Linked DNA regions of Homo sapiens: regions 1 and 3 are each linked to region 2. The links are chromatin loops, found by intact Hi-C in ENCODE. Cell type or tissue: PC-9. All regions are shown on one strand. Each heading gives the region's core, and the rest is flanking DNA. Links, peaks and the distances in the headings are about the cores only.

Region 1 (10,466 bases), core at 4,693-7,192, 140 kb after region 2:
AAAAACAAAGTATGGGAAGGCGGTAATAACAACCATGCTGATAATTATCACAAAAATGACTTTTTGTTTGTTTGTTTTTTTGTTTAAGAGTCTTGCTCTGTCACCCAGGCTGGAGTGAAGTGGTGCGATCTCAGCTCACTGCAACCTCTGCCTCCCGGGTTAAGTGATTCTCCTGCCTCAGCCTCCCAAGTAGCTAGGATTACAGGCGTGTACCACCATGCCGGACTTTTTTTGTATTTTTAGTAGAGACAGGGTTTTGTCATTTTGGCCAGGCTGGTCTCAAACATCTGACCTCAAATGATCCGCCTGCCTTGGCCTCCCAAAGTGCTGGGATTACAGGGGTGAGCCACTGCGACCGGCCAAAAATGACATTTTTTTTTTTTTGGAGACAGAGTCTCGCTCGGTCGCCCAGGCTGGAATGCAGTGGCACGATCTTGGCTCACTGCAAGCTCCGCCTCCCGGGTTCACACCATTCCCCTTCCTCCTGAGTAGCTGGGACTACAGGCGCCCGCCACCACGCCCGGCTAATTTTTTCTATTTTTTAGTAGAGACAGGGTTTCACCATGTTAGCCAGGATGGTCTAGATCTCCTGACCTCGTGATCTGCCTGTCTCGGCCTCCCAAAGTGCTGGGATTACAAGCGTGAGCCACAGCACCCGGCCCAAAAACGACATTTTTAAAAGCACATTAGAGTTGACATAGTTCCTGGGTACATGCTAGAGCTCAATGAATACTTATCATAGATATTATTATTTATAGTAGAGATATTCATTATAAAGTTAGCACTTGTTAAAAGTTGAACAGCTAGTAAGTATCAGAGATGAGATTTGAAACCAGGAGGCCAATGCCAAATCTTCCCTGGCCACTCCCTAACCTTGCATTTTCTTCTCTAGAGTCTCCTCAGAGCCTTCTAGAAGAATCAGTTTGTGTTGACTTGATTTATAGATTAGTTTATGTCCTTGGGTAATATGATATCAAAACGCTATATTATAAAGCATGATATAATATAGAATATTAATATAAGAATATATATATATTTTAAGAGATGGGGTCTCACTATGTTGCCTGGTCTGGCCTCGAACTCTTGGCCTCAAGCGATCCTCCCACCTAGGCCTCCCAAAGTGCTGGGATTACAGGCATGAGCCACTGTGCCCAGCCAAAAGTAATTTTTGCTATACAATTACAACATACATTCATTGTAAAAAAATTGAATAAAAATTCCACAGTAGAATTGTAACGTCTCTTAATACCCAGGTCTCAAAGATAACAATTGTTAACAGCTGGGTTTTTGTTTTGTTTTGAGACAAAGTTTTTGCTCTTGTCACCTAGGCTGGAGTGCAATGGCTCAATCTTGGCTCACCGCAACCTCTTCCTCCTGGGTGCAAGTGATTCTCCCTGCCTCAGCCTCCTAAGTAGCTGGGATTCCAGGTGCCTGCCACCACCCCTGGCTGATTTTTGTATTTTTAGTAGAGATTGGGTTTTGCTATGTTGGCCAGGCTGGTCTTGAACTCCTGACCACAGGTGATCCACCCACCTCGACCTCCCGAAGTGCTGGGATTACAGGCGTGAGCCACTGCACCCCACCTTCCCATAGTGTTTTTTAAAATGAGTGTTTTAATTGGGATATGATTCATATACCATAATATTCACCCTTTTAAGTGTACAATTCAGTGATTTTTAGTACCTTTATTCCTAATTCCAAAATTCCATAGTACTTTGAATGCTGTTTCACCTTTCTATAGTGAGTATGTTGTCCATTACTGTATCTCTATGGCCAGAGCAATCCCCTGAATATAGTAGGTGACAAATAAATTTTTGTGGGGTGAATGAATGACAATAGCTGTGCATTCTGGAGATATTTGCATTCCTAGACTCATAAAGTGAGGCTTTCTTATTACACTCTTGGGTTTTAAAAATAAGCATAAATATTTAATGAGAAAAATCTTTTAAGCAAGAAAGTTTTGAAAGTATAATTCTGGAAAAGAAATGCCTTTATTACAGAATGAACCTGCTGGCTAATAAAAACATAAAATATGTTAACAAGTTCAGACTTCTAATTAGAGGAAGAAAGGCTCCCAATGAAAGTGTATTTGATAAGACAAAAGTCTTTCATGCTGTAAAGTTTGCTTATGTAAACCTATTTTTTAAATATGGTTCTAAGGGATAGGCTGTTGTCTTAAAATGGGTATACAAATATAAACGTCCAGGATCCACTGAGGATAAACTACATAAAAACCGGTACAATAGAAAAAAAAATGTGCTTGGCACTTCAGTCCTTTCTAAACTGACTTACTACCCACCCCCAGCCCAGCCCATCCCTGCTCCGCCCCAACCCCCACCACCTGCCCCACCCCCAGCCCAGCACCACCGGCCTCCCACACCCTCACTCCTGTCCCAGTTCCATCCCAGCCCTATCGTACCCTCATCCCAACCCCAGCCCCACCCCCACCACCTGCCCCCCAAGCCCAGCCTCCTGCCCCAGCCCCACCGTTCCCCTCTCCCAGCCCGTGCCCCACCCCAGCCTCGCCCTCATCCCAGTCCCCAGTCCCCCTCCAACACCCCACCCCCAGCCCCAGCCCAGGCTATGGTTGCTGGCCTTTCTGTTCATCTGATAGGGAACTGTCCAAGACAGCAGCAACTTTTTGTGTTTTTGTTTAACACAGCTGAGTGTATTGTGTAGTCGCAAGGAGCTGCAGAATAGCAGAGAGGAAAAAATAATAATGCAGTGTTGGAAGCGGAGTGGAACCAAGCTAGCTCATCACAGTCTAGGAAGAGATAGTTGATTCTGCTCACAGGGCGGCTTGACTGAAAGCTTGCAGAACTTACTGCTCAAACCGGGGATACTCCTGCCTTCTGCCTCTTGCCTCTGCTTCCCTCTTCCTTTTCCTCTTCCTACTCCACACCCTGGACATGGGGTGATTCTGTGCCTTTCTTAGGCCTGTCTCCTAGCTGTGCCCACCTAAGCATCCCCTTCTGCTTGTGATCACCTCTGTGTGCATGTATGTATGTGCCAGTGAGAATATTAGCAAGTAATGGTTGCCAGGAGAAGTGGAAAAGAGAGAGAAGGAGGAGCAGGAAGAAAGGAGAATAGAAAGCTCCCCTCCAACTCTTGTCCCTTCTTCCTTCCCGCCTTGACTAGGGGGTTTTGGTTGAAAGGCACAGAGGAAAACAGAAAGTTCTGCCCTGTTCCCACTGCATTCTACTCCAGGCTCAGGTTAGCAGGGCTGAGAATGAAGATACCAAGGAACTACCCTGGCAGTCTGCTCCTTCTCCCTTTCCATCTGTTCCTCTGCACAGCCCCACCTCACTCCTGTGAGCCTTCTTCCTTGCTACCTCTGGCCTTTGTTCCCTCCTCATATTGCTTGGCTCTCCATCCACCTAGAGCCCATCCTCACTTCTGGGTCCTCACTGCCTCTACCGCCCAGATGAAAATGGCCACTAGTAATGACTCTAGGCTGAGGCCGTATGCACTCACTCTTTCCCTCTGTGGAGTGGATTCATCTTAGAAACCCCAGCTGGACCCCTGACTCCATTTTCCCATAGAAACTTGTTATGCCTGGTGGATAAGTTCTGTACTTCTGTATCCCAGCACATCATGAGAAAAGCTGCACTTACTGGTTTGACCTGGGAATGTGTCTTCTTTTGCTAACTTTAAAGTGCAACTTGTTACTTAGGAAAAAAAATCAGAAATCGACAGTGTAATCTTTGGACTCCAGTTCTTGTGCTGGAAGTGGCCTCCATGGTAAAAGAAAACTTAGAGACATTTTCTGCAGGCAGAGATGTGCCCTGTGCCTATGCCACACCGATTTCAGAATGGGGCAGGGTAGGGCAGGGCTGTAGAACAGGTCAGATGGGCATTCTTCTCATTGCTGGGTGCCAGTCACCTGCCCTGACCCCAGGAGATGACAATTTTGAACACAAGCCAGCATTTTAGTGAGATTTGAATTTATTCAGCAATCTGCTTGTTTTTGTTTGTGCTTGTTTGTTCTGGCTGGTCATAGGAATCTCAAAGAATACCTCTGAAGGACTTCATTTGGGGGCCCAGTGTGAACATTGCTGATACGAGTAAAATCTATTTCTGAGCTGCAAGAGATAAAAAAAAAAGAAGTCGTAGATAAAAGCAGTTGGAATATGTTTAATGTTATTTTAATCTGTTGCATTATGTGAAATAGTGTTACAGTTTGCATACAGATTCCTACTTGCCAGTATTCAAACTTAGAACAGTGTCCTCTCCATCAGCACACAGCAGAAAAGGCAGCCAACATATGCCTATCACCTTCTACAACAGCTTGTGGGGGATCATGGAGCATAGATGCAGAATGCTGGGCTTGGGGATCCAGGTAAGCAAGACAGGGTCTGGCCCCAAGAGACAGGTGAAGCAAGGTGCCAAGTCCAGGGATGACAGTGAAGGCAGGGAGGAGCAGAGAGAATCAGGCTTTCCAAGGGAGGAGCAGAGAGAATCAGGTGCTCCAAGGGAGGAGCAGAGAGAATCAAGCTCTCCAAGGGAGGAGCAGAGAGAATCAGGCTCTCCAAGGGAGGAGCAGAGAGAATCAGGCTCTCCAAGGGAGGAACAGAGAGGATCAGGCGCTCCAAGGGAGGAGCAGAGAGAATCAGGCGCTCCAAGGGAGGAGCAGAGAGAATCAGGCTCTCCAAGGGAGGAGCAGAGAGAATCAGCCTCTCCAAGGGAGGAGCAGAGAGAATCAGGCGCTCCAAGGGTCTAGGAAAGCCTAGTCCATGGCAGGAGTGGTATAGAGGAGGGTGGAACTTTTTAAGTTGAGTTTATCTTGTATTATTTTAGTTTTTTAAAAAAAATTATTTTAAAAAATTATAGTAAAATATACATAACGTAAAATTTACCATCCTAACTGATTTTGAGTTGCAGTTCAGTGACAGCATAATCACATGTTGTTCCACCATCACCACCAACCATCCACAGAGCTCTTTCCGTCCTGCAAAGCTGAAACCCTGTGCCTATTAAACAACTCCCTATTTCCCCTCCTCACATCTCCTGGCAGCCACCATTCTACTTTTGTCTGTATGAATTTGACCATTCGCAATACCTCCTGTAAGTGGAATTATGTAGTATTTGTCCTTTTGTGACTGTTTTTTTTCACTTAGCTTTATGCCCTCAGCGTTCATCTGTCTTGTAGCATGTGTCAGAATTTTCTTCCCTTTTGAGGCTGAATAATATTTCCTTGTCCCATATACCACATTTTGTTTATTTATCCACCAACAGCCAGTTGGGTTGCTTCCATCATTTTTCTATTGTGAGTAATGCTGCTATGAACATGAGTGTACAAATAGCTCTTCAAATCCCTGCTTTCATTTCTTTTGGGAATATGCCTAGAGGTGGAACTGCTGGATGATCTGGCAGTTCTACTTTTAATTTTTTTGTTTTTGTTTTGAGATGGAGTCTTGCTCTGTCACTCCGGCTGGAGTGCAGTGGCGCAGTCTCGGCTCACTGCAACCTCTGCCGCCCGAGTTGAAGCAATTCTCTTGTCTCAGCCTCCCGAGTAGCTGGGACTACAGGCGCGCACCACCACACCTGGCTAATTTTTGTATTTTTGGTAGAGATGGGGTTTCACCATGTTAGCCAGGCTGGTCTCAAACTCCTGACCTTAGGTGATCCACCCGCCTCGGCCTCCCAAAGTGCTGGGATTACAGGCGTGAGCCACCGCACCCAGCTACTTTTAAATTTTTGAGGAACCTCCATACTGGCTATGCCATTTTACATTCCTACCAGCAGGGAGGGAACAGGGGTTCTAATTTCTCGTCATCCTTGCTAACACTTTTTTTTCCTTTTTGATAATAACTATCCTAATGGACATAAAATGGTATCTCATTATGGTTTTGATTTGCATTTTCCTAATGTTAGTGATGTTGGGCATCTTTCCTTTTTTTTTTTTTTTTTTTTGAGACAGAGTCTTGCTGTGTCACTGCAACCTCCTACTCCTGGGTTCAAGCGATTCTCCTGCCTCAACCTCCCAAGTAGCAGGGACTACAGGTGCCCGCCACCACGCCCGGCTAATTTTTGTATTTTTAGTAGAGATGGGGTTTCACTGTGTTGGCCAGGTTGGTCTTGAACTCCTGACCTTGTGATCCGCCCGCCTCAGCCTCCCAGAGTGCTGGGATTACAGGTGTGAGCCACCACGCCCAGCGCATCTTTTCATATACTTATTAGCCATTTGTGTATTTTCTTTGGAGAAATGTCTACACAAGTCTTTCCCCATTTATGAGTTGGATTGTTTATTTCAATCCAACTCAATGTATAAAAGAAGTTTATTTCAATCCAACTCCATGTATAAAGTTCTTTATACATTCTGGATATGAATCCCTTATCAGATATGATTTGCAAATATTTTCTTCACTTCTGTGGGTTGCCTTTCACTCTTGATCGTGTCCTTTGATGCACAAACGTTTTCATAATTCTGATGGAGTTCAGTTTATTCTTTTGTTGCCTGTGCTTTTGGTGTCATATCCACTGAAATCATTGCCAAATCCAGTGTTGTGAGCCTTTCTCACTATGTTGTCTTGTAAGAGTTTTACACTTTTACGTCTTACGTTTAGGCCTCTGATCCACTTTGAGTTAATATTTGCATATGGTGTAAGGTGTCCCCTTATTTTCATTATCTTGCAGTTTACACATAGTCGCATAAATTGAAGTGATTTGCTTTGGAGAAAAAGGCAGCCCCTGCCTCCCTCCCACCACCTTTTTTGCCCGCTACACTTGTCACTCGGCTACATTCACCTGCTATGCTTGTCACTCCACCCTGCTCTAATGCCGCTTTCTCTGCAGGCTCTTCTTGGTTCCCCAAGCTAAGTGGCTCTTGCCCTTGTGTACCTGCATTGCAGTTTTATGATACTTCTCATGTCGTGTCTGTGCTTTCCTACCATGCATTATTATTCACGTGCTTGTCTCATCTCTTCTGCCAAATTCTAAGCATCTGGATGGCTGGGTTTAAGTTGCATCTCTGTGTCCTTCAGACCATATGCCATAGTGCCTTGTGCCTCACGGTGACTTGTATTTTGCAGAAGCTTAACAGATATTAACTGGATATCCAATTATAAAGAGTCATAAATAGATGGTATTTTATGATTAACAATATTAAATGTAGAAGTTTATTCAGTTCCTGCGTAAATCAACTCTCAAATTCAGTTTTGTTTTCTTGAAAGTGTCTGAAATACTCTGAAAGCTGCCATCCATATTGCTAAGGCAAGAGAGGAGAGGCTGTCTTCTACCAGTACCACCTCAGGGCTATGTAAGAAATTTCTTACCTTAGTGACTTCAAGATTGTCATTAAAAACTGCAATCCATATTTTAAGTCAGACAACAGAAAGAGATTTTCTTGTGTTTTTAATAAATGTGAACGGCTGGAAGCAGCCACAAAGTATGTATCAAGTGACCAATTCTGGGCGTGGTGGCTCACGCCTGTAATCCCAGCATTCTGGGAGGCCTAGGTGGGCGGATCATGAGGTCAGGAGTTCGAGACCAGTCTGGCCAACATGGTGAAACCCCATCTGTACTAAAAATACAAATATTAGCTGAGCGTGGTGGCACGTGTCTGTAATCCCAGCTACTCGGAAGGCTGAGTCAGGCAAATCGCTTGAACTGGGGAGGCAGAGGCGAGGCTGCAGTGAGCCGAGATTGCACCACTGCACTCCAGCCTGGGCAACAGAGCAAGACTCCATCTCAAACAAACAAACAACAAAAAAGGAGAATAACTTTCACCCCAGACTATAAGGGAACATGCTCTTATCTTGACACAAATTTGATTTCTTCTTAAAATAGAAGGTGTGAGGGTACCTGTGCAAGAGGGACATTGAACTAGGTAGGGTGTTTTCCAGAGCAGTCCTTTTTTTTTTTTTTTTTTTTTTTTTTTTTGAGACAGAGTCTTACTCTGTTGCCCAGGCTGGAGTGCAGTGGCGCGATCTTGGCTCACTGCAACCTCCGCCTCCCGGGTTCAAGCAATTCTCCTGCCTCAGCCTCGTGAGTAGCTGAGATTACAGGCGCCCGCCACCACGCCCAGCTAATTTTTGTATTTTTAGTAGAGACGGGGTTTCACCATGTTGGTCAGGCTGGTCTCGAACCCCTGACCTTGTGATCTGCCTGCCTCGGCCTCCCAACAGAGCAGTCCTGATGAGCCCTCCCCGTAAGAAACTGCTGAAATGTTGGGGCGGCTGTATGTTTTTGTTATAAGGAAAAGGTAACATTTGTGGAAGGCAGTACTTCACAGTGATACATTTAATGGTTGCATATTCAAATCTCAAAAGAGATTACTAGTAATCTAGAGCAGGTGTTTCTTATCCCAGAAAGTTCTTAAAGTTCTCAGAATTAGTTCTCTTGAGACAAGAGCCATATTTTCCTGTAAGCCAATGAATCACAATTTTTAGGATTACATTTTCTGTATAGGACAAGCCTAATTATAAGTTGCACTTAAAGTGACATTCCGTAGTAAACAGAAACTTCATAAGGAAATAAACAACCATGTTGCTTTAGATATGAGTGTTCAGTGTAAGGTGGGTTAGTTGTAAGGAGGACCTCACTGTGAACTAACACGCTGTAGTGCCACAGGCTACCCAGTAGTAGAATATAAAAGCTTTGCTCACACATCTGTGACAGACATAAAAGGCGGCCGGGCACAGTGGCTCATGCCTGTAATCCCAGCACTTTGGGGGGCTGAGACGGGTGGATCACCTGAAGTTAGGAGTTCGAGACCAGCCTGACCAACATGGCGAAAACCTATCTCTATTAAAAATACAAAATTAGCTGGGCATGGTGGCGCATGCCTGTAGTCCTAGCTATGCGGGAGGCTGAGGCAGGAGAATTGCTTGAACCCAGGAGGCAGAGGTTGCGGTGAGCTGAGATCGTGCCACTGCACTCCAGCCTGAGTGCCTACAACAAGAGCGAAACTCCATCTCCAAAAAAAAAAAAAAAAAAAAAAAAAAAAAAGGCCTTCCAGGTCTGTATTTTTGTATTTTTGTTTTATCTACTTCATTAGTTCTAGTTACATATATAATTCTGTGATTCAATCAGTCACTAAATATTGATTGAGCCTTACAGGTACCCTAGGGACCAAGAGAAATACAATATAAAAATATTTCCCCAGTAAACATACGCACATAACATAGAAGACAAGATTTATGGAGTTCAGTCTTATGCAATTATATCCAGTCAACATATATTGAATCCTCAGCATGTACAAGGCTGTATCTAAACTTTATAAAAGAAAACAGAAATGCCATTTGGCCTTTTAGTAATTGTCTCTGTAAAACTTGATGAATTTTTATTTTATTTATTAGTGTTATTTTTTTTTTGAGATAGAGTTTTACTCTGTTGCCCAGGCTGGAGTGCAATGGTGTGATACTGGCTCACTGCAACCTTTGCCTCCCGGGTTCAAGCGATTCTTGTGCCTTGGCCTCCCAAGTAGCTGGGATTATAGGCATACACCACTACTTCCAAATAATTTTTGTACTTTTAGTAGAGACGCAGTTTCACCATGTTGTCTGGGCTGGTCTTGAACTCCTGACCTCAAGTGATCTGCCTGCCTCGGCCTCCCAAAGTGCTGAGATTACAGGCGTGAGCCACTGTGCTCAGCCAACTTGATGAAATTAATATGAATCATAAAATCCCCCTTGAAATTCTCAGTTGTTTGAAAATTTATTCCCAAAAACCATAATGGGAATATTCACCCAAGTCTCTATGGAGGTTTCACTCTTGATAGATTTTTCATCAGTTTTTCAAATACTGAATCTCCGTTTTGATATAATTTATGTTGTTGCATAACCCTTTCATGGCCTGAAGCCACACTGAATGTTGCCACTCATGACTCGTTGTAACTTGTAGTTGAGATGTTGAAGGAATATATATATATGTATTTGAAGATGTTTAAGGTGGTTCCATTTTTTTGCAAATCAGAAGCATTATTTTGGCTAGATTTTGATACAAGGATTGAGAAATTTATGGTTCACTTAAGAAATCACTTTTATTTTTATTTTATTTTACATTTATTTAGCACTTAGTGTTTGTTTTTCACATAAATTTCAATTTGTATCTCATTCTATTCCTGGTAATAGTAGCAGGTATGTAAATGGGCAGTGGGGTTTTGAGAGAATAATTATTTAATAAATTATAGTTACACCTACAGCATCCATGAATGAAAGAAAAAGTTGCTTTAAAAAATGATATAAAGTGATTTGATGAAGCATTTAGTGTTTCGTTTTTCAACTTAGAATTTGTACCATAGTTATGTCAGTTTGCAATGAGTTCCCTAAAAGCTATGCGTATCAGTCCGCCTCTCATTGCTATAAAGGAATACCTGAGGCTGGATAATTTCTAAAGAAAAGTGTATTTGGCTCAGGGTTCTTCAGGCCATACAAGCACAACACCAGAATCTGCTTGGCTTCTGGTGAACGAATAGAGCAAGAACCCAGTCATTACCATGGGGAGGGCAGCAAGTTCTTCATGAG
Region 2 (10,466 bases), core at 3,206-5,705:
ACTTTTGGATCCCGCAGATGGTACCCCTTATACTAAGAAGGGAGTACTTCTGTTGGGATCATAACCTCTTTTTAAAACTAAGGTGATTTTTGTCATTTTAACACCATTTGGAAGCACTGTAAAGCTTGACTTTTTATCTATTTATTTATTTACTTTTTAAGAGACAGGATCTCATTCTGTCACTCAGGCTAGAGTGCAGTGGTGGAAACACAGCTCACTGCAGCTTCGAACTCGTAGACTTAAGTGATTCTCCTGCCTCAGCCTCCTGAGTAGCTAGGACTATAAGGCATGTACCACTGCACCTGGCCAAGTTTGGCTTTTTAAATGATTCTTACCCAGTTTTTATTTCAGAACAAAATGGCATATTTAAAAACCAACATTTTTCTTTCATGCAAGTTTGAATATAATATGCATATATATTTGAAATATATAATCTTTTGAAAATACTAAAAGAACAGAGGTCAGAGGATACCATTTTCATAATGTTTTTCTCACTTTTCATGAAATTTGAAGAAGCTTAATTTTTATATTATGAAATATTTGTTGGAAAGTGTTTCTATTTTAAATCAAGATTATTTTTAAAGCTGGGTGCCATGACTCATGCCTGTAATCTCAGTGCTTTGGAGGCCAAGGTGGGAGGATCATCTGAGCCCAGGAGTTTGATATCAGCCTAGGCAATATAGCAAGAATGCGTCTCTACAAAAAAATCAAAAAGTTAGCCAGGTATGGTAGAACAGCCTGTAGTCCCAGCTCTTGGGAGGCCGAGGCAGGAGGATCACTTAAGCCCGGAAGTTTGAGACTGCAATAAGCTATGATCATGCCACTACACTCCAACCTGGACAACAAAGCAAGACCCTGTCTTTAAAAAAAAAAAAAAAAAGATTATTTTAAAATATTGCTTAAATTATCACGTAAATAATCTTATAGTTGCTCCCCCCAAAAAATCTTATGATAGAGTTTATGCATGTGATATATAAATATAATAACATTAATCAGTTTCTCATGTGTCTTGTTTAGAATCTGCATAATGTTTGGTAAATCTCCTATAAGGGCTTTTTTTTTTTTTTTTTTTTTTTGAGAGAGGGTCTTGCTCTGTGGCCCAGGCTGGAGTGCAGTGGTGCAATCTTGGCTCACTGCAACCTCTTCTGCCTCCTGGGTTCGAGCGATTCTCCTGCCTCAGCCTCCCGAGTAGCTGGGACTACCAGCGCGTGCCACCACACCCGGCTAATTTTTGTATTTTTAGTAGAGACGGGGTTTCACTATGTTGGCCAGGCTGGTCTCGAACTCCTGACCTCAGGTGATCTGCCAGCCTCAGCCTCCCAAAGTGCTGGGATTACAGGCGTGAGCCACTGCGCCCGGCATAAGGGCTTTTTAAATACTAATATATTGTCCAAATTTTCTACTATTGAGTTAATCACCATGAAGATTTCCACCTGGTGTTTGACAAAAGAAAGTCCATAGCAAATCCCTAGATAGAATAGTCAACCCTCACACCTCTGCATTGTATCCAAACAGCCTCTCCTCATTGGAGGGAGTGGCTGTACCACCCAAGCTTCCTGAGTCGGAATTGTGTCGCTTTGACTCTTACTTTCTATCATCTGCTGGGTCTCCATGTCCTTGCCTTTCTCCTACTTATAAAACATGTGCCTCTCTCCCTATGAGAAAGGAGAGGTGATCAGAATATTTCAAGGACTGAATGGAAATGCAAACAGGGCAATTTATATGGTAAGTGGAAGTGGAACACGTCATGAAAGCTACACCTGGGAGGAGAGATTGGAAGCATCTCTCAGCCTTAGCAAAGGATTTCTAGATACAGGTGGCGGACACAAATTGCCTGTCAAGAGATTCACTTCATAACGAGGCCAGCCATGTAGAACAGTCCCAGCGCCACCAGGGGACTGCTGCCACCAGCCCATATCTTTGGGGCTCTGAGGTGGGCTGCAGGAATGACAGTCCTGCATTCTGCCACAACAGCCACGTCCCTGCAGGGTATGGGGGACAGACAACGGGGTTAGTGCCATCAGCCCCTTCATGCTGCCCCTGCCAAACCATCAGTCAAACAAGGAGTAGAAAAGGCATGGGAATAAGAGAAAGGAGGAAGTGATCTGAAATTAGGCATGGTGGGGGATGGGCTTGGGTAGGCAGAAAGGAAATGGAAAAGGACATCCATTTGTCTTCGGGATCTTTCTGTCATCTTTGGTTAACAGTTGAGGGGCATGCAACAAGCAAAAGGATGGAAGAATTGAATCACACTCCATCTTGACCGTGCCTTTTTCATGTTTTCCCCCAGCTTCGTGCACTCAGATGCTCATGAAAACACTGCACTCTTCTCCAGGCCCACACACAAACTGCACACATACACACACACACACACACGCACGGGCTTGCACGCATTTCCCAGTGTCTTATTCATGTCTTTTCACCTCTGTGCTTAAAACTGAACTGACAGTAGGGAGGCTGTGCTGTAGAGTGCGGTGGTCTCCTTTCCCACTATTTAGTTCCTGTATAAGATATCAGTTTTCCTGAACAGCACGGCAATATCACTCTCAAAGTCAAGATCAATTCTAAATGTCTCCCTCATGCAGAGGAGAACCCATTTTTCCTCCTGAGTCATCATGCGCTCCCTAACAAACTTCTGGGACCTCTCATTGAGGACACAGACAGGTGTGGTGTTGCATCCAATGTGGCATTTCCAAGCCAGTTCTCAGCACCCAAGCTCCCTGTTGGCTTGACAGTGTCAAGCCAGGCCACTAGGCTAACTGCAGGACCTGCAGCTACTAGCTTTACAAAAAATCTGGCTTCAAGTCAGACTCAGATAGATCCCAGGGAGCAAGTTGAATAAGAAAAAGTTCAATGAAGGCCGGGCAAGATGGTTCACACCTGTAATCCCAGCACTTTGGGAGGCCGAGGCAGGCAGATCACCTGAGGTCAGGAGTTTGAGACCAGCCTGGCCAACATGGGAAACCCCATCTCTAGTAAAAATACAAAAATCAGCCAGGCATGGTGGCAGGCACCTGCAATCCCAACTACTTGAGAGGCTGAGACAGGAGAATCGCTTGAACCCGGGAGGGGGAGGTTGCAGTGAGCCAAGTGCGCTCCAGCCTGGGTGACAAGAGTAAGACTCTGTCTCAAAAGAAAAGAAAGAAAGAAAGTAAAAGCCCAATTAATGGGGGTTTCAAGCTTAGAGGAACGGAGCTGCTGGGGTTGTAAATTCAGGCAAACATTCAGCACTAGAAAAAACACCATAATGTTAGCACTGGAACCTCTGGGGGAGGCAATGGAGATGCAAGTTTTGAGAGATGATTCTGAAGAAGTTGGAAGAGGACAGAAACAGCAGACAGCATTGCAGAGAGACGGCAGGCAGACTCCTTGGCAGGATCACCCTTAACTCCTCCAGGGTACCTGGCACAGGACAGGTGCCCAAGAAAAACCTGATGAGTCAGTGAATGAATATGCAGTAACTGAAGCCTTCCCCGAAGAAGCAGAAGGTGGCAGGACAAGTTTCATGTTCTTGAGAAAGCCTGTGCCTGCCTGTGGAGAGCCCATCCTTGCATTCTTAAGCAGGTTTTCTGAACTCGTGTCCTGGGGAAGCAGAAGGCAGTTCTGAGGTTCACTGAGCTAGAACAGCATTTTGATACAAACAGACCTGGGCCCACTGAAAGAGTGATGCACTTGGCCAGAACACCACCTTGAGTTCAGTCAGAAAGCACATCTGTGCCTCATTGATAATGTAATAACCTACATTACATTCTTGGCCAAGAGCACCTGTGCACAGCCCAGAAAGTCAGCCCAGGGCAACCATTCTGATGGAGGTGATATTAACAGCTCTCATTAAAACTGATGACTCTAGCGGTGCCCAGAAGCACAGCTAAGGCGAAGCGTCTGTCTGCATTTCCATTACAAGCCCCCGTTTTTGGAGTTCATAACTCAACCATGGAAATATGCTTTGCATTGAACTGGAACCTGAAAAGAAACTGTCACAGGGAAAAGAGAGTTGGACTTTTAGAGCTGTAAAATGTGTCAGTTGTCCACTACCATCTGTACACATCTAACTCCGTGTTAGAAGGAATGTTACTGTTTTCCTGCCCCTGTCTGGATGGTGGAAATGGAAGACTGAGGGTGGAGGACTCATTTCTGAGCTGGTCCGGAGGAAATCTGAATGTCTTAACTTTTATGTATATTGGGGATGCTAAGAGCTCTATCATAATGAAAGTAACACTTGTACGACAATCATTTATCCTAGGTGTCGTTTTGTTTATTGTTACCTGTACAAAACCAGCAAGCAAAGAGCCCCTAGGGCTCAACCTGAGGCTTAAGGAGGTTACATAGGGCTGGATGTAACTTTCAACACCTTTCTCTGATGAAAGGGAGACCTGAAGGTATGCGTTTCAATGACGTGATTTGAAAGGACTCTGTTATCTTTTATTTTGACCGAAAAAAAAAAAAAAAAAAAAGGTCTTGTGAAATGCATTCCTGTCATGGTTGGGCAGGTTAAAGCTCAATGGTCTATATATCTATATCTCTGTCCCAGCTGGGAATGTAGAACAACTCTTACCCATACAAAAATATGAAGGATTAGGTTCATAGAAGACTGCTTTAAAAATATGAGCAGATTATAACTTCTGCTTTTTCTAACAAGTATTGCTTGGGAAGAAAAAGGTCATTATTGTCTTCAGTATCTTCCAGTCCTTTCTCTAAACACCACAAGAATTACATGAAGACTGGAATCAGATCATGCTGTTTCTCTGCTTAAAATTCTTCAATGGTTTCTTATTGGGTCTCAAATAGAATTCACACTCTTCACCATTGCCCATGAGGGCTATACAACCCGGCCTCTCAAGAGCCTTGTGGCCTCTTGTCATGTTGTCCACACCCAGTCATACTTGACTTTTTCCAGTTTCTCAGCTACATCAACCTTTTTTCTCCCACCTCAGGGACTTTTCATTTATGAACCTCTTTGCCAGTTATGTTTCTCTTCCCACACTCAGAGCAGCTGGCCTCTTCATATCCTTTGAGCTTAAATGTCACCTCTGCCTGCCTGCTCCATCACCTCTCCTAACAACCTCCATCTCGACCCCCTGTTGGCTTCTTTTGAAAAATTGAGCACAGCTATTGTTTTACTAATCTGTTTTTGCACTTGTCCTTTATCTATGGCCATCTAGAAAGCATGCTTCATGAAAGTAGGGGCCTTGGCCATTATATTCCCAGTGTCTAGTACAGACCACGTGCTCACTATTTGCTGAATAAATTGAGATTTATGTATTACATAATGCATTATAAATTTAAGCTTTAGTAGTCATTATTCTCTTTGTAGTATATATAATAGAATAATTTCTCCTTGATTTTTATATAACCTCCAGTTTGCAAAGAGGAACTAGAATTCCCACACAAAATGACAGTCTTAGAAATTGGATTGATAAGGCAGACATGACGGCACACACCTGTAGTCCCAGTTGCTTCAGAGGCCAAAACAGGAGGACTGCTTGAGCCCAGCAGTTCAAGGCTACAGTGAGCTAAGCAGGTTCCACTGCATTCCAGCCTAGGTGATAAAACAAGACCCTGCCAAGAAAGAAAAAGGAGGGAGGGAAGGAGGGAGGGAAGGAGGGAGGGAAGGAGGGACGGAGGGAGGGAGGGAGGAAGGAAAATAAATATATTGGATGGATAAAGAAATTCTGTTCTTTTACATCTTTCACTCTCTTTTTAGCACCATAAAATTGTGCTGAACTTCTGCAAAGAGTTTGTGGACCTCACCAAGGTGCTCCCCATGCCTCTTGAACTTGTAGATTCCAGGTTCTTCACCTGATGTACTTTGAGCTCTGAATACTGAGACCACAAAAAAATATGCTCAGCGTTTTGCAAACCTTAGAAAAGTAGACATAAGAGCATTGATTAATGTTCCAACTTGGCCTGATTCACTCAGAACATAAAACTTTGTCCTGGATAGGACTGGCTCAAGACCCCACAGCTAAAAAAAGCCATCTGAGACCTGTGCCCAAGCCTTCTGATGCCAGATCTAGGCCTTAATTCAGGGAACTACTGCTGTCTCTGGAAAGGCAGGGTTAGTTAGGAATTAACAACCCATGATTCTCCAACTGAATCCTTCAAGCACTAGATCCTCATGCTTTTGCGTGACTGGCTCCAGAAGTTTCTTTAAAAATCCAGTCCCCATATTAGAAGTGGTAATACAATTCAAGGAAGTTGTCATTGTCAATCATCGCGTATTCAGCAATTCTTTTTTTTTTTTTTGAGACAGAGCTTTGCTCTCGTTGCCCAGGCTAGAGTGCAATGGCACAATCTCAGCTCACTGCAGCCTCCGCCTCCCAGATTCAAGCAATTCTCCTGCCTCAGCCTCCTGAGTAGCTGGGATTGCAGGTGCCCACCACCACGCCCAGCTAATTTTTTGTATTTTTAGTAAAGACGGGGTTTCACCATGTAGGCCAGGCTGGTCTCGAACTCCTGACCTCAGGTGATCCACCCAGCCTCCCAAAGTGCTGGGATTACAGGCGTGAGCCACCGTGCCCAGCTCAGAAATACTTTACCTGATTCTTTTCCTCTCTGCCACTTGCTGAAATTTGGTTGACTGAACGGAAAATAAGAAAAGGCTTAGATAAAATAAGAAGAATGTTTGCATAGGAATATGACCCTTAGCAAGCCAGTTACTCTCTAAGACTCAGTTTCCTACGCTATAAAATGGGGATATAACATATATGACCTACCTCACAGAGTCTTCAAGACAATTAAGATAATGCATGTAGAGCTCTTAGCACAATGTATACAAAGGGCCCAATGTTAGCTCCTACTGCTGTTGTATTATTATCAATAACAATTCCAACGTAAGAGAAGCTCTAGAAACAAGAGAGCTTTTCTTTTCTTTTTGGACAGGGTCTTGTTCTATTGCCTAGGCTAGAGTTCAGTGGCATAATCATGGCTCACTGCAGCCTCAACTTCCTGGGCTCAAGTGATCCTCCCACCTCAGCTTCCCAAGTAGCTGGGACTACAGGTGTGCACCACCATGCCCAGCCAATTTTTTTTTAATTTTTTTTTTTTTGGTAGAGATGATGTCTCACTATGTTGCCCCAGCTAGTCTTGAACTCCTAGGCTCAAGTGATCCTCCCACCTCAGCCTCCAAAGTGCTAGGATTACAAGTGTAAGCCACCATGCCTGGCCTCTTTTCTTTTCTTTTAAAGGGAGGCTGGGAAAGCCGGAGAGCTAGTAGGAGCCAGGGCACATAGAGAGTGAGGTAGTAGCATGCCTAAGGTACACCTCAGCAGTTCCAGAATTCTGCTGCGAGTGGTCCTCCATCAAACTACTTCACCTCTCTGAAGTCTAGTTCGCTTACCTGTAAAGGAAAGATAATAACCAACTCTAACCTACTTCACCAGGTTGTCAAGGATTCAAATAAGACACACATCTGTAAAAGCACTTTGTATGTCTTAATGGAAATGTTAGATATTGCTTTCACATATGTTACAGATAACTGGCTATTGTTTCAATCAAGTCAGCGGTTCTAAACTTTGGCTGCAAATTAGAAGCACCCGGAAGCTTCAAAAAATCCAAATGCCCGGGCCACACCATAAACTAAGCCAGAATCTCTTCCGTGGGACCCAGGCCCAGTACTACTTTGTGTGTGTGTGTGTGTGTGTGTGTGTGTGTGAGATGGAGTCTCACTCTATCGCCCAGGCTGGAGTGCACTGGCGAAATCTCGGCTCACTGCAAGCTCCACCTCCTGAGTTCAAGCAATTCTCCTGCCTCAGCCTCCCGAGTAGCTGGGACTACAGGTGCCCGCCACCACGCCCGGCTAATTTTTTGTATTTTTAGTAGAGACGGGGTTTCACCGTGTTAGCCAGGATGGTCTCAATCTCCTGACCTCATGATCTGCCTGTCTAGGCTTCCCAAAGTGCTGGGATTACAGACATGAGTCACCGTGCCCGGCCCCAGTGCTACTTTTGTAAAGCTCCCCAAGTGATTCCAATATCCATCCAACATTAAGAGTCAAGAAATAAAATGTTTCTTAAACCTTCCCAATGATAAGGAGCCCCAGAGTCCCACCATACCTGCAGAATCAGCCTTCGAAGGGAAGGGGGCGTGGAGTCTATTTTCAACAGGCATCCTTAGCTGACTCTTAACAGCAAGCAATTATGAGAAACAATGTGTTGAATCATAGTCTGAGAGTTGGAAGGGATGTTGTTTAAAGTCTTCACCCTTGAATCATCTCAAAACCATGTGAAACTTTATGAATCCCACGAACGAAAGGCCAATGTGTGTTAACCCACTACATGAACAATAAATAATACGACTTTTAGCTATTCCTCTGTGCTGGAATCATCACCAGCCTCTCAGTTCCGTTTAGTTCCTGAACTTTCTAGTTCAGGAAATTTTGACTGACTGAAGAGATTTGCAATGATAAGAAACTTTTCTGAATCAAACAATTTGGGATGCTAGGAAATGCACAGAAAGAATCTTTCATTTAAAAAGAAATATTCAAATATTGTGAAATAAAATAATAAGCTGAGCTTTTTGATGTCCACAAAGAGAGCTGACCTCCAGGTGGTACAGACACAACTAAATTTTTATTATTTTTCTTTCAAAAGGAAATATTGCACAGTTCTATAAAGCTTACCCTATTACTTGAAGCTCACATGGGAAAGATAGGCAGATAACATTTAATGTAAATAACATACAAACAAGCTACTATGTCGCAGAAAAGTGGAAAATATCAAGAAAAAATGTAATCAACTGCTGATATGCAAGTTGTAAAACTCTGCTCAACTCTGTGCAATTTCCCTCATCTACCATTTTGAAAGCATCAAACTGACAGAATGGTTGGTCTATCAGCTTCTGCTGAACATTCTCATGTTGTCATTGAAAAGTTAAGCTTTGTGGAATTCTGTTCCCTCTGGGGTCACATTTACCTGCATGGCCTAAGTAGTTAACCTTAAAATATTTTCTCCTTTCTATTTCTTGCACTGTTTTGAGTCCAGCCTTCATCTCAGCTTTGTTTGAGCCACAAATACTGTCAATATTCAGAGACTATATTTATTTCTAAGCTTTTTAAGAAGAAAGATAATGGAGATTGATTTTAATAAATAGATGAGTTTCAGATATTTGCATTTCCTTTATAATGGCTTCATATCGGTTACTCAGTTCTAAACTTTGTCAGATAAGGCATTGGGGAATAACAATGCTGGATCCAGTTTGAATTATGTCTTTGGAAATTATAGCCACTCGTTTCATGTAATAAGCACTTGTTTTCATGTGCATTCACCATGCCCATTTCTTAGTATCTCTTTTATCTCTTTTTATTTTTGATAAAGTGTTTTAATAGAGAATATCACTGTAGCCTACCTTTTAATAGTATGAAATAACAAGACATTATTGCCAGGTTTGTTTACATTTGGAAAAAGTCCTTATCATTAATAAGAGGTATACTATAAATGCTTGGAGTCCCATGCCCCATGGAGGAGCTAGTGCACATGATACCTTGAGCAAGAACAGAGCTATGGGCACTCCCAATTGTGTGCCCTCCCTCTCAATTGGTTTTTGTCTTTTTTAATTTTTTTTTTCTGGGATACGGTCTTCCTTTGCTGTCCAGGTTGGAGTGCGGTGGCACAAACCTCCTAGGCTCAAGCAATCCTCCCACCACCATTTCCCAAGTAGCTAAGACCACAGGCACACACCATTATGCCCAGCAAATGTTTCAAATAGTTTATAGAGACAAAGTCTCACCATGTTGCCCAGGCTCAAGCGATCCTCTCACCTCAGCCTCGCAAAGTGCTGGGATTATAGGTGTGAGCCACCACCCCCAACTAGTTTGTTTAGGGTTGTAATTTTTTATACTTTCCTGTTCTTTGTTGAGTCATTTCATTGTCAGATTGCATGTTTGATTGCATTGTTAGATTGCATGTTAGGATGCCCACCCTGATGGCCTCATTTGATTTTAATTACCTCCGTAAAGATCCTATCTTCAAATAAGGTCATATTCTGAGGTATTCAGTATATGAATCTGAGGGGTGTGGGGGGGCACAATTCAACCCTCAACAGTAGTATTATACATGATTATTTTAAAGATTGTTCCTGTATCCTCAAATCATAGCTGATAAATGAAAATAAATTCTGGAAAGAAAACCTTAATTGTGACGATGGTCTTTGGAACAGGACTTTACTGGTATTTGGCAGGTGAGTGTGTACCTCCCACAAGTGTGAAAATGATCATCTCCCAGTTAGCTGTCTCCCAGTATACAATTATTTTCTGCCGTACACCATAGACCGATATACACTGATGTTATAGATTTGGCTTCTGTGCTCCTAAGAGCCAAACTCTATAGCAAAAGCTGTATTCAACGGGGCAGAATTTCTCTTTTGGTTGCTGGGACAGCAAGAGGATGGACAGACTAAGACCTTCCTGGTATAGACAAGGAAACAGGCCAGAAACAGGGAAGAGGGTGGCAAAGGTCACAGGGCTAGTT
Region 3 (10,466 bases), core at 4,261-6,760, 72 kb before region 2:
TGTAATCCCAGCTACTCAGGAGATGAGGCAGCAGAATTGCTTGAACCCAGGAGGCGGAGGTTGCAGTGAGCGTAGATCCTGCAACTGCACTCCAGCCTGGGCGACAGAGAGAGTAAAAAAAAAAGGAACTCAGAATTCTGATTTTATTGTAGACCTAACCAGAGGGATAAACGATGTCTTTGTGGCTCAAAAACATTGAAACTTCATGTAATAGCCTAAGAAAATACACTGGGAATTGAGACGAAACTGATGGAACATTCTTCTGCCTTAAATGTCCTGTGAGAGGTTTCCATGAAAGATGATATATACATTGCAAAGAGCTACAATGAGAATTGAGGATTCCATATCCTGGCACCCCCATCTTTGTCCATCAGAAGCAGAGTTAGAATGTAATGCAAAAGCAAGAAGATTGCATCAGTACAAAATGGGACCAAACTGTACCCTTTAGGATTCTCTATCATTGCTAACAGTGGGTCACAAATCTGGTTTCAATCAACTTATCAGCTATTGCCAAGAAATTTAGACCCTGTCCCTATAGCACATTTTAGACTACATTTTGCTTGACTTTCTGTATGGGTAGATTTGATTCCAAAAATATATTTTAAGATCATCAGAAACAAAGAAGCTGTTTAAATAATAGGTGACTTGTTTTAATGATTAACTTCGCTTTCTTCGAGGAAAGGAATGAGCAGAGCGAACAAAACAGCAGAGAGATATTGCCAAATAACTGTGCCCTGACATGTCCACACCTGGCAGGAGGGGCACAGGAGGCAAGTTCAGGGCTTCTGTTTCTGACAGAGAGCACCCTCGGCATTGGGAGCTGGGTTGTGATGTTCCAGAGACTTACTCTGTACCTGGCACTATGTCTGTAGTTAGGCTCCAAGATCCTGACACTGTGATTCTCGGAGAGGCATGAATAACTGAGACATTTTCTACTTAATTATCCCTTTCCCATTTTTAATAAACCTATCTCTAATATTTATATTTTAAGCTGCGAAATATAATTCAGAGTAAAATATAAAGAACTATGAATAAGTAAAGCAGTATCGGCCAGATAGTATTGGATATCTGTTCTCCTGTGGTCTTCAACCATTGTCAATCACTATTTAATTTAACCTTGGCACAACTTCTGTGTTTATATGAAATAAATCAATTTGACTTTCTCAACCTAGAGATAGGTCTTTCCTGCATCTTTTCAATGACTGTAGCACACAGCAACTTCTACCAACTTTTTATCCAAGGCCTTCTTAGACATCCTCTGGTTAGACTTTTACCTTTTGTTTAAAAGAACAATATCATTATTTACAACTTAGAGGGAAAGGAGCATTACGAGATAATGGAAAGGACATGAACTTTGAAGCAAATCAGCCTGGGTGTGGATCCTGGTTTAATATCTAAATGACCACAGTCATGTTATTGAAACAGTCTGATATTCTCAAACTGTGCAATTGGCATAGACCTTACTTGGTTATTGGACAATTAAATGAAATAGGTATTTAAAGCTCCCAGCACTTAGAGAAGTTGTGGTCTTCTTACTACCAGCAGCTCAGCCACCTCCAATAAGTTCACTATTACAACTACTGCCAGCTGACTGACCGTGAGAAATCCAGGTAACTCTCTGAGCCTCAGTTTCCTTTTCAGTAAAAGAAAGATAATGTCTATTTCACAGGGTTGTGAAGACAATGAAATGCTAACACCTAAAAAGTGCTAGGAACATGGCATGTACTCAACAAATTTTAGTTCAAAATCTTTTCCTCCTTTCCCGTCTTCTTAAAAATATCAAGAACTCTTCAGACCCTGTTGATATTCCCAGGCCAGTAGTTCATGCTGATCTTGAGATTAGATTACAGCCTGGAGGGGCATCTTAAATGCACTTTAAATTAGACCTGATTCATTTCCAGAAAAGATTCACACACTACTACCAGGCTTGCTAGATCTGAACCCATCTTTAGGCTACAGAGGAAGCAAGAAATGTGTGTAGCACATGAATATTCTATCCATGAGCAGATCTTTCTCCTTTTCCTTCAGGGACTCTGCATACCCAATGTCCAATACCTGGAGAATAGGCAGAGAGTGTATCTACACCTTTCCCCAGGCCCCTGCCTGTGCTCTGTGGTAAGAGGGTCTATCCTCTTCTGGATGTTTCCTGGCCTCACTCACCATCTTCTACTGACAGAGGCAAGACAATAGACCACCTTTCCACGCATATTGGGATCCCGTAGTGTCCACCAACAGCAACCTAACGCAGGACAACATGTAGCTGACCACAGCAACTTGACAATTGCCAGGTTCTTACACTTTTTATGGAAACAGTCGATGAAAAGGAAGACACAGCCTTGGCATATACTTCATCTCACACCCACACATAGGCCATCCATTCCCCTCCTCTTTTGCTCTTGTGCTCTGTGTATTAATACCTTCCTTCCATGAAGGGAGAAGGCTGGCTCTGCTTGTCTGTATTTGTGTGGCTTCCTATAGGAGGGAGTTAAGGTTTAGCTCTTGGTACTCATGTAAGGTTTTGTAAGTTTCATCTGTTACACTTCTATGGATCACTTAAAGAAGGCTGAAGAAGATCCGTTTTCTGTTTGATAGGCTCAAACCATCATGGCAGGGCTTCTGTTTAGTTTTGTTTTCTATTTACATCTGTCAGTGGTCCTGGAAACTATTTGGCAATGAACATAGGCAATACTTGCAATACATTTTCAGAAACCACTGTGCTTAACACTGGAAGAACAAGGCCAGGTTGACTTCTGGGGTGACAGTTCCATGCTTATGGTCCGGTGGGGTACTTGGTCATTGAGATCCTAAATGGATCTATTTATTTATTTATTTATTTATTTATTTATTTATTTATTTATTTTGAGACGGAGTCTCACTCTGTCACCCAGGCTGGAGTGCAGTGGCACGATCCCAGCTCACTGCAACCTCTGCCTCCCAGGTTCAAGTGACTCTCCTGCCTCAGCCTCCTAGGTGCCCACCACCATGCCTGGCTAATTTTTGTATTTTTAGTAGAAATGAGGTTTTGCCATGTTGCCCAGGCTGGTCTCGAACTCCTGACCTCAGGCCATCCACCCGCCTTGGCCTCCCAAAGTGCTGGGATTACAGGCATGAGCCACCACATATGGACTAAATGCATCTTTTTTTCTGCCATAGGATTTTATTTGGTAAGGATGTGCTGTCTGTCATTTACAGTTCAAAAGCCAAAATCAAAATTAACGTGATAATCTCTTCTAATTCAGAAATTTCACAATCTGTTGTTTCATCCTCTGCCTCTTAACTCTTCAGGGTCAGGAAACAACAGCAGTAAACTCCACACCTTGGATCCCAGTGGTAGAGTCAAGGTACTCCGCAAAGACTTCTGGATGACCTTGAGTCTGGGGGTAAAGTTACACACAGCACTGTCTGGTAGGACACTCTGGTTCTCTAGTTATAATGCTAGGGACATGACTCTGCCTGCCTACTCCTCAAAAAACTGAGCAAAAAATTGGCCTCACCCCAGTGTTTGGCACCAGAATGAGTACCCGGTATGAATCTTTGTCCGCAAACATTTATATTTGTTTTAAAGCCACTGTGAGCCCCTAGCTGTTCTTCATTTTTGTCATTGCTGAGCTCTCCTTTCCTTCCCAGAGCTGCACCAGATTTAAGGAAGCTTATACAATACCCAGTAAGGCAAACCACCTTGACTATGGTCTCACCAGCACACCCCACTGTCCCAGACCACAGTGGCCCCTTTGATGCCCAGCAGCTCTCTGCTTCCTCCATGACCTCTGCAAGTAGGAGAATCTTTGTGGAGGCTGTGAATCCCAGTCCCATCACTTCTCTTCCTGTGACATCCCTTAAGTCTTCCTTCCTAGGGTCTTCTGCCTCCCAGAAGAAAGCCGGGGAGCCATGCTTCTCTACGACCTTTGCACCTCGCCCTCCTCCTAGACCAGGGGAAGTGTTTTCCTACATGAAAGCACCACCACACCCACCATGGCTTGTTTCACAGAGACATTCTTTCCTCAAATTCCATCTCCCCTTTGGAAATCAGGCTTTTAGAAAACACCAGGAAGCCTTGCACGCTAGGTCTGTTTTCTACCATACTAAGGCGCGGAGGCATGGAGAGACATAGGAAAAGGAGAAAAATACACAGAAGGAGAAAAAGGGGGAAAAACTCTAAATTAAAACCTCCGAACCCTGTTGCTAATATGTATGGTAGTGATAAACATAGCACTTTGCATTCCTCAGGAGCATCTAGCCTGCTCTTCAAGAAATTGAATCAACATCGGGCAAAGAGAAGAAACTTGGGGTTTCTTTTTTTATTTTATTTTATTTTTTTTTTTTTGAGACGGAGTCTCACTCTATTGCCAGGCTGGAGTGCAATGGCACGATCTCGGCTCACTGCAGCCTCTGCCTCCTGGTTCAAGCAATTCCCCTGCCTCAGCCTCCCAAGTAGTTGGGACTACAGGCATGGGCCGCCACGCCCGGCTAATTTTTTTTTGTATTTTAGTAGAGACGGGGTTTCACCGTGTTGACCAAGATGGTCTCAATCTCCTGACCTTCTGATCCACCCGACTTGGCCTCCCAAAGTGCTGGGATTACAGATGTGAGCCACCACACCCAGCCAAACTTTGGGTTTTCAATGCCTTGGTTTTGTAAGAAAGGGGCAGGAAGGTTAAAGGTTCATTTTCAAGGCACCACTGACTCACCCTTTACAGATTGCTCTTAAAATCATTTTAATTTGTTAGAAAATGTAAATTGATTTTGCATCCTTTTTCCTGTAAATTGTCTGCACACAAGTAAAAGTCACTAATACTCAAAAAGACTTTTTTTTTTTTTTTTTTTTGAGATGAAGTCTTGCTCTGTTGCCCAGGCTGGAGTGCAAATGGCACTATCTTGGCTCACAGCAACCTCTGTCTCCTGGGTTCAAGCGATTCTCCTGTCTCAGCCTCCCAAGTAGCTGGGAGTACAGGCGGATGCCACCATGCCTGGCTATTTTTTTTTTTTTGTATTTTTGTGGAGATGGGGTTTCACCATGTTGGCCAGGCTGGTTTCGAACTCCTGACCTCAAGTGATCCACCCGCCTCGGCCTCCCAAAGTGCTGGGATTACAAGCGTGAGCCACAGTGCCTGGCCTAAAAAACTTCAATAACTCTCTCTGGAAAAGAATCAGTATTTACCTGTAGAGCCACTTTTGTGCTCCAATGACCTTAGCTGAGTTCGTCATAGGCCACATGGGCTAAGCTGGTGTCCCTCAATTTAGTAAAACACAGTCTATAAAATCCCACACTTGTAAAACACTCATTTGGCAAGTGGTTTTGCAAAAGTTGTAAAAGCTTACAAGTGGATATGCCAGGGATTCCTTTAAGTATCAAGATGTCCTTGAGTTTTCCAAAAATATGACTCAATTTAGAATCATGGAGGTATTGTAGCTTTTCAAAAGTATATCTTTGTAAAAGTACATGTGCCTGTACTCAGTGAAATGAATGTTAAGCCAGATAGAACATGAGATTTCACCAATAGGAAAGAAGAAAACTCCCTGCCAGACCTAAATAGTTGTTTCACCTATTTGGAAGAGTTGCAGAGTATGCAAAAGTGACTCAGCAAGTCACAGACACCAGCACAGAGGTGGACTCGGTTATGAGGCAGGACTCGTACAACAGGTTCTGAAGGCCCAGAGGTTAATGAAGTGGTTAAGCTAAGGGTAGCCCTCCCCAGGCTCCTGAGGAAGGAAAGTCAACAAGGACTTTTAGATATCTCCCCAGCAAAATCATATATTTCCTCTTGAAAAGTTACTGTTTTTTGACCAGGTTTGCATTCTTCTGGGTCTCTTGGTTTGTAAATAATTGTTTTCGTGCATTTAAGCAGTTAATCTGGCAAAGCTAATACTAATTTGACATAGCCAGGGACTAGAGAAAATGCAGTAGACATAACTGTTTTCCTGGGTAAAATTTTATAAAACTAAACATTTTAGAAAGCCCTACTCATGTGTAGATGTGGGAGGGATGGACTCTCCCTGCAGGAGAAAAACTGTCCAAGTGGTGAATTCCACATTGGAACAATATGATGTTGGCTTCTGATTTTCCACTCCAGGCTTTGGAGGTAAAGCTCAGCATTTGACCGCAGTTATGTTGTGCTACAAAGGGCCAGTACACAGTAAGGCCTGTGGACTTAGGAACTGGCAAAGGAAGGGAGATGTGGTTAGAACACTCAGGAGAAGGGTTATTAAAGGGTAAAAGCAGTTTTTGCATTTGAGTTTTTCTTTTCTTCATAACCTTTCGCAATTTCATTGGATCCAAATGTCCGAGAAACGTTCATTGAAAGTGTAAAGTCCACAGAAAGAAAGGACCAGAATTCTTCCAGGTCTCTCCCATCAGGCTTCATCTGGGTTCTACCTTTCCATTTTTGTTCCACTTGCAGGAATGGTGGGTAGGAGCGTTAGACTTCTCTGTTTATAAGAATGTTTCTTTTGAGTATCATTAATCAGCACGGATGAAGATGAGTTGTGCCTGAGATGATAACCACAGATCCAGCTCTCAAGGATATTTTGAGGACGTTCTATCTTCTCCTGCCTCTTTTCAGAAAAAAGTGAGAATATTATAAGCACCTATATTTTTATATGGCTGTTTAAAATCCTAATTGACCTGTTCTAACAAAGTAGCACGGAGCATGAATCACTTGGTAGCCAACTTTGGTTAATTTTGCCTGCAGGATTGCCAGAAGTTGCCTTCCTGAGCTTGCACTTCTACTTGCATTCCAGGTGTCCATTCTTGTGTACCGAACACACCTTAAAGTGAGCTGAGAGATTTATAATTACTAGAGTCAAAAAAAAATGCCAGAAGGAAACGTCACCACCCACTGAAGGATTATTGTTGGCATGATGACTGAGGCGTGGCGCCTGTGCACATGGCAGTGTCAGTTGCCTTGTCATAAGTGGCAGTAATGCTAGGGGATACTTTTCTTCTTTGATTTATATTATTATCTTCTTGAATGAGACATATCTCGATTTTGAATCATAACTGTGAGAAATGCCCACACCCTTCTTACCTCCACATATGTAAATTCCATTTCTCCCAAGACTCCCAGCTATGAGAGAATGCAACAGTCAATATTATGAAAGTGGCTTGGCTAAAATGTTTGCTTCCCTGTGCTCAGTCACTTGAGCAGCACAAGTGACACATTTGACAAGGCAGAACAAGAAATTTATCCCTTCACTATGGAGCATTTTACAAGGGAAGCTGAGTTTTGGAGCAAACTAATGGTAAGTTGAATAAAGTGTTTAAATATCAAGGACATCATGCTGGGCATTTTCCTTGTGGCTTTTTATAAAATAAGATGAAAGGGGAATTTATAATCAAAGGATTGTACTCTTGCTTATTACTTTAAGTGAAACGTGCCTTCTACATATCAAATTTTGTTAGTGATAAATGGCTTTGAATGAATTGTTTGGCAGGAACTTTTTCTAATTCTATTGATGAAGAATACTAACAGCTATGGGCATGTAAGGCTTTATGACTTTGTGGAAGCAATATGGTTCACTAGTGGAAAGGAATTATTCTAAGGTAGATTTTTAACATAAATGAAGCATTTCTTGGAACTCTGTGTTGGATTTTTACTTTTGGTTTTCTTTAACTGTACCTCTTTTAAGATTTTCTCTAAGGTGTGTATACATAAACATGATCAGAAGGGTGTAATAAAGGAGGATTCTAATGTCTAAGACTAACCTTTGTGATTTCTGAACTGAACATATTCGTACCTGCCATTTTCCCTTTATGTGACCAAGAACTGCTGAGTTTACTTTAGATGACTTGGTACAGTCTTGAATGCATCAAAGAATGCAGAGATTCCCTGACTTTGGTGATTCTAGATGATCATGTCATTTTATAGTGGAGTAAACTGAAGTCCCTCTATCCAAACAACCCATAGTCTGGCTACAAGATCACAGACCCCACCCCCCATTCCAGTGGGTTTTTTGTTTTTAGTTATCCTTCACTGTCTCATAGCATAAAATTTCATTTTGTTTTCTCCTTTCTAATGTAAATTTCAGCTTCATTGGAAATAGAAAATTCTGTTGCAAACAGGTAATTTTTAGATTGGATGGTATAACAAATTATCTTTTCGTGGCAACGATGTGACTCATCTGTCTTTTCCCTGGCAGTATGACCTATACTACCATCTTTTATGACACTAAGTTTATTCTGTGAGCATACTGAAACATTGGTTTCTAAAGTAGTCACTTCTATTCATTAAAGAATGTTCAGGTCCAGGTGCGGTGGCTCGTGCCTGTAATCCCAGCACTTTGGGAGGCCAAGGCGGGAGGATCACGAGGTCAGGAGATCGAGACCATCCTGGTTAACACGGTGAAACCCCGTCTCTACTAAAAATACTAAAAATTAGCCGGTTGTGGGGCGGGCTCCTGTAGTCCCAGCTACTCGGGAGGCTGAGGCAGGAAAATGGCGTGAACCTAGGAGGCGGAGCTGGCAGTGAGCCGAGATCGCGCCACTGCACTCCAGCCTGGGCGACAGAGCGAGACTCCGTCTCAAAACAAAACAAAAAAAGAATGTTCAGTATCTCTGATGTCTTAAATTATAATGCTATATCTGAGCTGGTAAGCCATTCTGTGTGATGTCTTTGGAGAAAGGAGGGTAAAAAAATGTATTATTATTTCTAAACATAACTAAAAAGCACAATTTTTAGATCAATATTCAAACATTTAATACATTTACTTTTGTTTATCCAATTATTTCACTCGTTTACTTAGCAAGCACATCAATATATTGTATTCTGGAAACTCAATCATTTCTATGCTCTTACAATACTTAGGTTTTTTTAAATGTCTTTATTTTTATTAAGAGTTCATTTTGACAAACTATAGAAAAATTAAAAAGGTTTTTTCTGCATGTCCTCCAGGCAGAGAGGAACATCTGTGCTCCAAGGAGCTGGGAGCTGATGTAGCAGCAGGCTCTGACTGGCTCCAGAGTCCTAAACCTATGGGGACTGGGCAGAGGCCGATGCTCAGGAAATACACAAAGGACTGAGACGTAGGCATTGGTCCTGTCCACCCAGAACTGCTCAAGGAGTTTTCCAAATCAGATAGTCACATGAGAGAACTATCGGACTTATAAGCAGCTACCATGCAAATTCAAGGTAGCCTCTTGTTTTGTTAAATCATGGTTGTCCAAACTGCCATTTTGAAAATTCTCCCCTCATTTTGAAACTCTCTTTCACCCCGGCTCCAGCACTGCCACTACATGTGTCACCAGTTCCCCTGGCAGGTGGGTGGTGGCTTCCCGTGAGAGAGCTAAGTCAGCAGCCCCAGAAGGTGCCTCGGGGAGCTGGTGGCAACTCATTAGCCTCTCTTACGCGCCTTTTAGTCTGTGTCATGGACAGATTACCTGCCAGCACAGACACCCAGTGACAGGCACAGCCCAGGGCAGGAGGGACTGCAATTTACTATGAACCAATGGCTACTCAACCTGTGTGAACCAACAGAAATGGATTTTGGAGGGCCTGGTATATTTCCACAGTGGCTTTCTATCATAATTAATGCACCCAACCTCTCCTGTGGTCAGCAGGTTGTTATCTGAACTGTGTAGATTGTGAGACATAGAGATTTAATAACAGGCTTGGTGCTCTCTGGTTAATGAGTGGGCTGGGAGTGAGAAATCTAAGGCTCTGGTGATTTCCTACAGAATGTTGGACATTGTCTCTCAGCCTTCTCCACCAGGAGGATCAGAGTGGTTCTTCCATCAAGAGTTCTCTCATCATTTTTTGCTCTTAGTGCATCTGAGTTCTTGAATGTCTTCACTCTTGCAGAATATTGGAGTCACTTAGAAGTTCACTTTCATGTCAGACATAACTGGATCATGCTTCTCTCAAAGAGGATAATAGTAACCCCTGGGAGCTCAAATTCAGAAGCTTGCCTCCAAGTGCAGCTTTAAGTCTCAAGGCTATGTGCTGGTCCAGGACAGTTGGTAGATTAGGTCTCCCCTTGCATACAACCCAGTGAAACAATTCAACCTAGCACAGCTTCAACAAGCACGAACCATATATGAAAGTGCAGGTAGCAGAGGGCATGATGGCCATGCATGATTATTTGGGGAAAGTGGACAGTGGTAACTCTCTGCATAGTCCTGTCTGATCATCTCCTCCCAAGAGACCCCAGCCATCTTTCTTTGCCACCATCCTCTTTCTCCCAGTGAGCTCATCTGAATACCTGCCTCATTGAAGCATCAGGCAAGTGCTCATCGAGCCCAGCCTCTATGACTAAATCCGCTGTTTCTATGGAGAATACAGAGGAAGAAGACGTGATCTTGACTCAGGAAGGTCAAAATATAATTGTGAGATAAGACAAACATCCATGAAACAATTAGAGAACAGAATAATATATAATTGAGTGGCAGACGGCATGGTTCAGAAATTAAGTGGAATAGCAAGTCTGAAGTCAGGGAAGTCTGTGAGGCCCAGAAGAGTCAAAGAAGGTTTCAT

Evidence for each region. A loop is a pair of places that touch in the nucleus more often than their neighbours do. Peaks named below come from ENCODE experiments on the same cell type or tissue, not always from the same donor. Only the 100,000 strongest peaks of a DNase experiment are listed, where the experiment ranks them.
Region 1: a loop joins it to region 2, with 3 times the contacts of the local background. A loop is called at or near these places in 3 of 110 quality-filtered maps.
Region 3: a loop joins it to region 2, with 10 times the contacts of the local background. A loop is called at or near these places in 8 of 110 quality-filtered maps.

Annotation. Positions count from the first base shown.
Region 1 is chr6:148,402,248-148,412,713 of GRCh38, forward strand. All of the region lies in intron 2 of SASH1 (SAM and SH3 domain containing 1), which reads left to right. Among named protein-coding and RNA genes, the nearest start is that of SASH1, 65 kb to the left of the region's middle. In PC-9, for the core only: a CTCF peak has its summit at 5,744; a DNase peak (open chromatin) is centred at 5,244; H3K27ac peaks cover 1,014 bases.
Region 2 is chr6:148,259,744-148,270,209 of GRCh38, forward strand. It overlaps a transcript of SASH1 not described here. Among named protein-coding and RNA genes, the nearest start is that of SASH1, 78 kb to the right of the region's middle. RefSeq lists an enhancer at 4,804-5,357. In PC-9, for the core only: no CTCF peak of the experiment used is centred there; DNase peaks (open chromatin) are centred at 3,448, 4,358 and 5,488; H3K4me3 peaks cover 689 bases; H3K27ac peaks cover 2,415 bases.
Region 3 is chr6:148,186,387-148,196,852 of GRCh38, forward strand. It overlaps a transcript of SASH1 not described here. Among named protein-coding and RNA genes, the nearest start is that of SASH1, 150 kb to the right of the region's middle. In PC-9, for the core only: no CTCF peak of the experiment used is centred there; DNase peaks (open chromatin) are centred at 5,585 and 6,125; H3K4me3 peaks cover 1,996 bases; H3K27ac peaks cover 2,500 bases.